Regions from separate parts of the Homo sapiens genome. Here all the other regions are linked to region 3. Evidence: read pairs that join two places in POLR2A ChIA-PET (ENCODE). Cell type or tissue: CD4-positive, alpha-beta T cell. All regions are shown on one strand.

Evidence for each region. Peaks named below come from ENCODE experiments on the same cell type or tissue, not always from the same donor. Only the 100,000 strongest peaks of a DNase experiment are listed, where the experiment ranks them.
Region 1: POLR2A ChIA-PET joins it to region 3 with 5 read pairs; 2 of 35 experiments call an interaction of 5 or more read pairs at or near these places.
Region 2: POLR2A ChIA-PET joins it to region 3 with 6 read pairs; 5 of 35 experiments call an interaction of 5 or more read pairs at or near these places.

The regions. Positions count from the first base shown.
Region 1 is chr20:23,901,937-23,904,436 of GRCh38, reverse strand. No RefSeq gene overlaps it. Among named protein-coding and RNA genes, the nearest start is that of CST5, 23 kb to the right of the region's middle. In CD4-positive, alpha-beta T cell, no CTCF peak of the experiment used is centred here; no DNase peak of the experiment used is centred here; H3K4me3 peaks cover 419 bases.
Region 2 is chr20:24,078,027-24,080,526 of GRCh38, reverse strand. No RefSeq gene overlaps it. Among named protein-coding and RNA genes, the nearest start is that of WAKMAR1, 33 kb to the left of the region's middle. In CD4-positive, alpha-beta T cell, no CTCF peak of the experiment used is centred here; no DNase peak of the experiment used is centred here.
Region 3 is chr20:24,026,170-24,028,669 of GRCh38, reverse strand. No RefSeq gene overlaps it. Among named protein-coding and RNA genes, the nearest start is that of GGTLC1, 39 kb to the right of the region's middle. In CD4-positive, alpha-beta T cell, no CTCF peak of the experiment used is centred here; a DNase peak (open chromatin) is centred at 1,219; H3K4me3 peaks cover 538 bases; H3K27ac peaks cover 1,722 bases.

The DNA of each region.
Region 1 (2,500 bases), 120 kb after region 3:
AAAGGGAACACTTATACACTGTTGGTGAGAGTGTAAATTAGTTCAGCCATTGTGGAAAGCAGTATGGCAATTTCTCAAAGAGCACATCTTAGAATGCTAAATAGATGAGTGACAAAATGAATAGAGGGAAAGCTGTTAGGCTTGGAGATAACCAAAAGAAAAAAAGAAGTGATATGTCTTCCTTCCATTGCTCTTGACAGAGCCAGTGCTTGCTGCCTTGGCCCCTGTGTTGCTGCCATCAGCCTGAGGCTCAGAGTGACCACAACATGGTTCAGAGCCCCCAACACACATGCATCAATCTGTGAGAATAGCAGTCACAATAATGGAGTTTTATGTTGCTGTCATAAGCCACTGATATTTCAGGTTTTTGTGTTATGACTGCACAACTCAGCCCATCCTGGTTAATGCAACAGTCTCTACATAAAGAAAATTGGGGCTCAGAAAGATTAAGAAATATTCCGAGGATTGTACACTGGGCCCTTTCCAATTTTGCTTGCCTAATAAGGATATATGCTCTGCTTTTGACAAACAAGATATAGACAAATGGAGGGCAAAAAGTTTTCCTTTCTTAAAAATTTTTATTTCAGGTTTAGGGTTACATGTGAAGGTTTGTTACATACATAAACATGTGTCATGGGGGTTTATTGTGCATATTCTTACATCACCCACATAATAATCTTGGTACCCAATGGTTATTTTTCTGCTCCTCTTCCTCCTCCCACCCTCCCCTTTCAAGTAGACCCTAGTATCTGTTGTTTCCTTATTTGTGTTCATAAGTTCTCATCATTTAGCTCCCACCTATAAGTGAGAACATGTGGTATTTGGTTTTCTGTTCCTGTGTTAGTTTGCTAAGGATGATAGCCTCCAGCTCCATTCATGTTCCCACAAAAGAGAGGATTTAATTCTTTTTTATGGCTGTATAATATTCCATTGTGTATCAGCATCACATTTCCTTTATTCAGTCTGTCATTGATGGGAATTTAGGTTCATTCCATGTATTTGCTATTATTAGACCTCTATGAAAAAGGCAATAAAAGATAGAGTTCTATTAATGACTTGGAATCTTGAATAACCTTTTCTGCCTTCTATTCAACTTTCTTTTATTTAGACATCATTACATCTGCCTTCTAAGTAAATACCAAAATTTTATGAGGCATTATACAGAAATTACTTGGTGTGGCTTGTATTTCTGTTCATATTTTTGAAAGTACCTCCAGAAATAATGCTTTTATACTTTGCCTGCTTTTGCTCCTTTGTTATAAAGTAAGCTGATGTGAATTCCTTTTCCCTCTAAACTTATTTTCAAGTTGTATAAAGTTTACAAATTTAACTCTTTAAGTTATTTGTGAATGTATTCATTCATTTACATATTACTGATGTCTTGTGTAAGGCAAAGAAGGAGAAAATAGATTAAAAAATTCAAAATGCAAGAGAAGGAGTTTCCACAAGATGGCTGAATAGGAAGAGCTCTGATCTACAGCTCCCAGAGTGAGCGACACAGAAGACGGGTGATTTCTGCATTTCCATCTGAGGTACCGGGTTCATCTCACTACGGAGTGCCAGACAGTGGGCACAGGACAGTGGGTGCAGCGCTCTGTTCGCGAGCCGAAGCAGGGCGAGGCATTGCCTCACTTGGGAAGTGCAAGGGGTCAGGGAGTTCCCTTTCCTACTCAAGGAAAGGGGTGACAGACAGCACCTGGAAAATTGGGTCACTCCTACCCGAATACTGTGCTTTTCCGACTGGCTTAGGAAATGGAGCACCAGGAGATTACATCCTGCACCTGGCTCAGAGGGTCCTACGCCCACGGAGTCTCGCTGATTGCTAGCACAGCAGTCTGAGATCAAACTGCAAGGCGGCAGTGAGGCTGGGGGAGGGGTGCCCGCCATTGCCCAGGCTCCCTTAGGTAAACAAAGCAGCCAGGAAGCTCGAATTGGGTGGAGCCCACCACAGCTCAAGGAGGCCTGCCTGCCTCTGTAGGCTCCACCTCTGGGGGCAGGGCACAGACAAACAAAAAGACAGCAGTAACCTCTGCAGACTTAAATGTCCGTGTCTGACAGCTTTGAAGAGAGCAGTGGTTCTCCCAGCACGCAGCTGGAGATCTGAGAACGGGCAGACTGCCTCCTCAAGTGGGTCCCTGACCCCTGACCCCCGAGCAGCCTAACTGGGAGGCACCCCCCAGTAGGGGCAGACTGACACCTCACGTGGCCGGGTACTCCTCTGAGACAAAACTTCCAGAGGAACGATCAGACAGCAGCATTCACAGTTCACAAAAATCCGCGGTTCTGCAGACACCACTGCTGATACCCAGGCAAACAGGGTCTGGAGTGGACTTCTAGCAAACTCCAACAGACCTGCAGCTGAGGGTCCTGTCTGTTAGAAGGAAAACTAACAAACAGAAAGGACATCCACACCAAAAACCCATCTGTACATCACCAGCATCAAAGACCAAAAGTAGATAAAACCACAAAGATGGGGAAAAAACAGAGCAGAAAAACTGGA
Region 2 (2,500 bases), 52 kb before region 3:
TCCACAGTGACACACACAGCCTTGATCCACAAAGAGTTTAGTTCAGTGAAGGAGAAATAGATATAAAAAACAAATCACAACTCAGTATTTGCCATAGCTAAAAGAAGAGGAGACCTAGGGAAACACACACAACTCATATTATTCATGAATATATCAGAGAAAACATAAATACCTTTAGGAATTTGCTACAGAGCTCAGTTTGGCTTTGAAAGTGGAAGGAGACGGCGTTTGCCCAGTGCTGGGAGTCAGCCCCTTCAGGGACAGCCTGGCCTGCACAGAGCCAGATCCAATGATTCACTGATGCAGGAATATGAAGACCTGGCCACTTAGGCCCAACTCTGTACAACTTGAAAGGGCACATTCCAACTCCAGAGCACCCTGTGGGGTCAGCCTATATCAGGGCTCCACTTTCCCTCTGACCAGCCAGCTTCCTGACCCTTCCACATGAACTGCAGGGGATCCTTAATAAACAGTCTGCATGCTAAACCCCATGTGAGGGTCTGCTCACCGGGAAACCCAATCTGTAGTGAAGGCAGAGTAGGGGTGAGGCCCCCTGGGCCAGAAGCAATGGGAGGTAGAAGACTTTGTCTGCCAATTAAAATCCACTGTTGACATCACCTGGGAGCTTCCACAGAGGCAGATCTCAGCCATGCTTATTTCCTGGTATGACCCACGGATCTTTCTTTTCCTTGGAGTATAACTGACTCATTGCTTGCCAAATGTAGTTGTAGGATTTATTGTTCTCTCCCAGGGGTAACCGTCCATGCTAAGCCACATTAGATGCCTTGGCTCTTGATTGAAGCCCATGCTGCCTCCTTGCTGGGGCATTGTAAAAGCCCGCTCAAGTCCCCCAAGTATCAGCCGTCATGCCTACATTGCTTTCATCTGAAAATTTTACAAGATGAACTTTATTGTTCAGACCATTCATGAAAATACAGTTATATCGGCACAGAAAATGGCCTGTGAGTCAATCTATTTGATACAGTATTTCAAATGAAATAGTCTCCATGTAAGTCTGACTGTTTAATATAGTTTTGAGTTCTATTTTTACTTGCTAACTTCAAACTTTTATTGGACTTATAAGAACCCATTACTTGGGTAATTTAACCATATCTGACTTAAACAATTTATCAAACAATTTCTCTGGCCAAATGTAGTGTTTTAAGTTGTAGAGAAAGTTAAAATTAATCTTGACCTAAAATTTTTACAATATTCCTGTAGATAAATTGTCATATCTTCTTGTTTCTTAAACCAGGATGGAAAATTGTTGGTGAGGACCTTTATTTATCAGAAAGTATGCTGCCCCACTCAGTTTTTCAGCCTCCTTGCCTCTTCTCCCGCTGACAAACTCCCTCTTGGATCAAACTTTAGCCAGGCTTCTCTGTGCCCTCTTCTCAATTAGGCCTCAAACTTGACCTGCTGAGCTAGTTTTAGAAAAGGCCTCCTTGGCTGGGCACGGCGGCTCACACCTGTAATCCCAGCACTTTGGGAGGCTGAGGCTAGCAGATCATGAGGTCAAGAGATCGAGACCGTCCTGGCCAGCATGGTGAAACCCCGTCTCCTCTACCAAAATTACAAAAATTAGCTGGGCGTAGTGGCACGCTCCTGTAGTCCCAGCTACTTGGGAGGCTGAGACACGAGAATCGCTTGAACCTGGGAGGTGGGGGTTGAAGTGAGCCGAGATCTCACCACCGCACTCCAGCCTGGTGACAGAGTGAGACTCCATCTAAAAAAAAAAAAAAAAGAAAAAAAGAAAAGAAAAGAAAGAAAAGACCTCCTATGTTAGTTTGTCACAAATCTCCTCAGCCTTGATATCTGATCAAGTTCCTCATCCCTCACTCTTGATACCTAAGTTCTTGGCCTGCTTTCAGCAAGAATTCTGTTAAGTTAGTTTACCCTTGAGATCTAATCAAGCTCTTTTTAGTAATTTTCCCCACTGACCCCTCACTCTGCTTGTTGGTATAAACCCTCCACCATCCCTGCTGAGTTTGGAATTGGACCCATCTCTTTCCCCCGCTGCAACAGTCTCAGGGAAGCCTTCTTGCCATGTTTAGCAAGTGGCCGGTGCGTAATTCCTCTCTAACTTTTCCTTGATGAAGCCCGTGGTTCTCAAGCTCTAGGAGATATAGACCCCTCACAGAGGCATGTGCCTTTCTTGCTGGTGGAGCGCAGGTGCACATCCACATGTGGCCCAGGCATCCGTGAAGAGGCCTACTCACTGGCACGTCTCCATACCTGCACTGACTCCATTTATGTATTTAAGGGCAGAGAAATGCAAAGCCAAGCCAGGAAGAGCATTCACTCTTTTGACACAAGCAGGGGTGTCTCTGGGTGGAAACAGAACCAGACAAATCTCAAGGTGGGTGAGTGTGATGCCCTCTCCTCCTCTTCTCTACTCAGCAGCCTCCCTGATGCAAGCTCTCTTCCTTTCTACCTTCCTGTCAATACTTCCAAGACTGTCAGTGGGCACACCTCGAGTGCGTGATTCACCCCAGGCTGA
Region 3 (2,500 bases):
AGAATGGAACTCCATCTCAAAAAATAAAATATAAATAAATAAATAATAAAAATAAAATTTATTGTAATAATTAAAAATTTGATAGAAAGCATTAGCCAAGACAATAAGCCAATCCATCAACCTCAAGAAAGCCAGGCAAAATCTTTCGAATTTCTTTAATACACTTGTCATGATGATATTGGGGAAGCCTGGCTTGAAATCCAAGTGGCCTTCTCCAATTCTTAGCCCTGTCACTTTTTACCAGGGTTTGAGCTTTGATAGTTTGCTTAACATAACTGGGTCTTGATTTCATGGAGAAAATGCTACATGTTAGATAGAGGTTTCATGGGAATAAATTGAAATACTGCATGCATGACACCCAAGGGGCATCCGACACAGAGAAAATACCTGAAGCTTAGTCCTCTCCCCAACCCCTCTCCTCCCTGTACTTTGCTTTATGGTATTGAGTCCTGAGTTTATCTCTGTGAAACACTGTTGCAAATAGACTTCTAATTCCAGATGGTTGCCTAAACTCAAGAAATCCTATTCTTTTGTTCCAAAAAGTTATAATGCTTTAGATATATCAAAAAAGAAAAATAGCCCATAGCCCAGCTACGATGAGTAGGAACACTCAATATTGTAACGATAAGCTCCTCAAATGCAATCACAACCAAAACCCCAACAAGCTTTCCATTGTGTATGTGGTTGTAGGTTTCTAAAACTTAATGGATGAGTAAAGTAAGGTTGGAAAAGACAGTCCTGAAAAAGAAATAGAAAGTAGAGAGAGTTACTACACCAGATACTATTAAGCTGCAGTAATGAAGACTACAGAGGTATTTGTTCAGGACTGATGAGCTGATGATGGAGCAGAAGGAAGCCCAAAACAGGCTCACACAAATAGATGCACTGCAGGCCCCTGGGGGAGGAAAGGACTGCTTCGTAGGTGGAGGTAGACAATCAGTGATCTGTATAGAAAAGTGAAATAGAATACCATCACTGCAGACGCAAAAATGAAAGGAAGGAAAAGGTATGGTAGATTATCCTGTGCTAAGAAATAGCTGGAAAATCTTACTGATGTGGCACAGCAAAATGTATTTCTTGTTCATGCCACTTTTGCTTTGGCTCCCAGAACTCTCCAGGGCCACCTTCTCGGGGCTGCAGCCCATCACTCCAGGAGGTGCTGATCTTGTGGCAGCTCCACGTCAACACATGCTTCCCCAGATGTGGCAGCCATGGGCGTGAGCACAGGAAATCACGCGCTGACTCGTAAACACTTCCTGGAACTGACACATGTACCCTTTTACTTGTTTCACTGGCCAGAGTAATTTACAAGAGCTTCCTGTCTGAAAATCAACTACTGCTACACACAGCAACAAGGACTGATCATAGAAACACTTTGTTAAGGGAGGAAAAATAAGAAATAGGTCCCTGGAGAAACATACTTTAATAGTATTTCAATATATTTTTAAAATTTAAAATAAATATTACTTAAACATACATATATGAAGGTTAGACTTATGTATTCAAAAAAGAGAACGGCGAAACCAAAATTCAGAGAGATGCTGACCTCTGTGGCTGGAGTGAGGGGAGATGCACACAGGTGGAGATGAGCTATTGGAATTGTTCCAGTCCTCAAGGAAGCTCTGCTCAATGAGGCGGAGGAAAGGCGACAATTCCAAGGGGAACAGCCAAAGCCGACAAAAGTAACATATTTTGCAGGAAATTGAGATAATTCAAAAGAGATCATTTTCAAAGCTCCAAAACATCATCACAAGTATTTGAGAAACTATATCCTTAAGACAAGGACAGGCTGCGGGGAAAGAATCAAGGACAAGAAAATATTCTTGGTAGTTAAAATTAGTATTTCTGAAGTTCAAATAAAATTATTGGTAAGGCTGAAAGACAAAGCCCTCTAGGACTATAAATAAAAAAGTAAAGATGATGGAAAATGGGAGAAAATATTTGGAAATCCCAATTCAAAATATTCAAAAACCATAAACACTGAAGTATAAATACAGGGACCGATAAATGTCCCAAGAATTAAAGGAGGGCACTCATCACACATTTTCCAGAGTATGTGTGTTGCCTGGAATGGTGTGGCCTCTAAGTCTACAGACTCAGCTGCTCATTTCAACAATATTTTGTTTTACTACCACTTGGATACATTATTTCTGTTCTATTTCTTCTGTTCTCATCTTCGTGAAACCTGATCAGTGCATTTATGGGTCTGTCTCTGATATTTTATAATATCTACCTGAATTTCTATTTATCTTTTAACTTTTTTTTTCAGTTGATACATATTAGCTGTACGTATTTATCTGTTAACTGATTTTATGGAGTAATGATATTTGTGATTTATTGAGCATCTTAGAGAACTGTGTGTTTACATTCATTCTCCTTTGGTTAATTTCACTTCTGATGTATGTTTTTATTTGATTTTGCGTTCATTGTTTTTTTTGTTGTTGTTGTTTGCAATATGTATGCACAGATCATTTCAGCTTGTTTCTCGTTGCTGAACAGG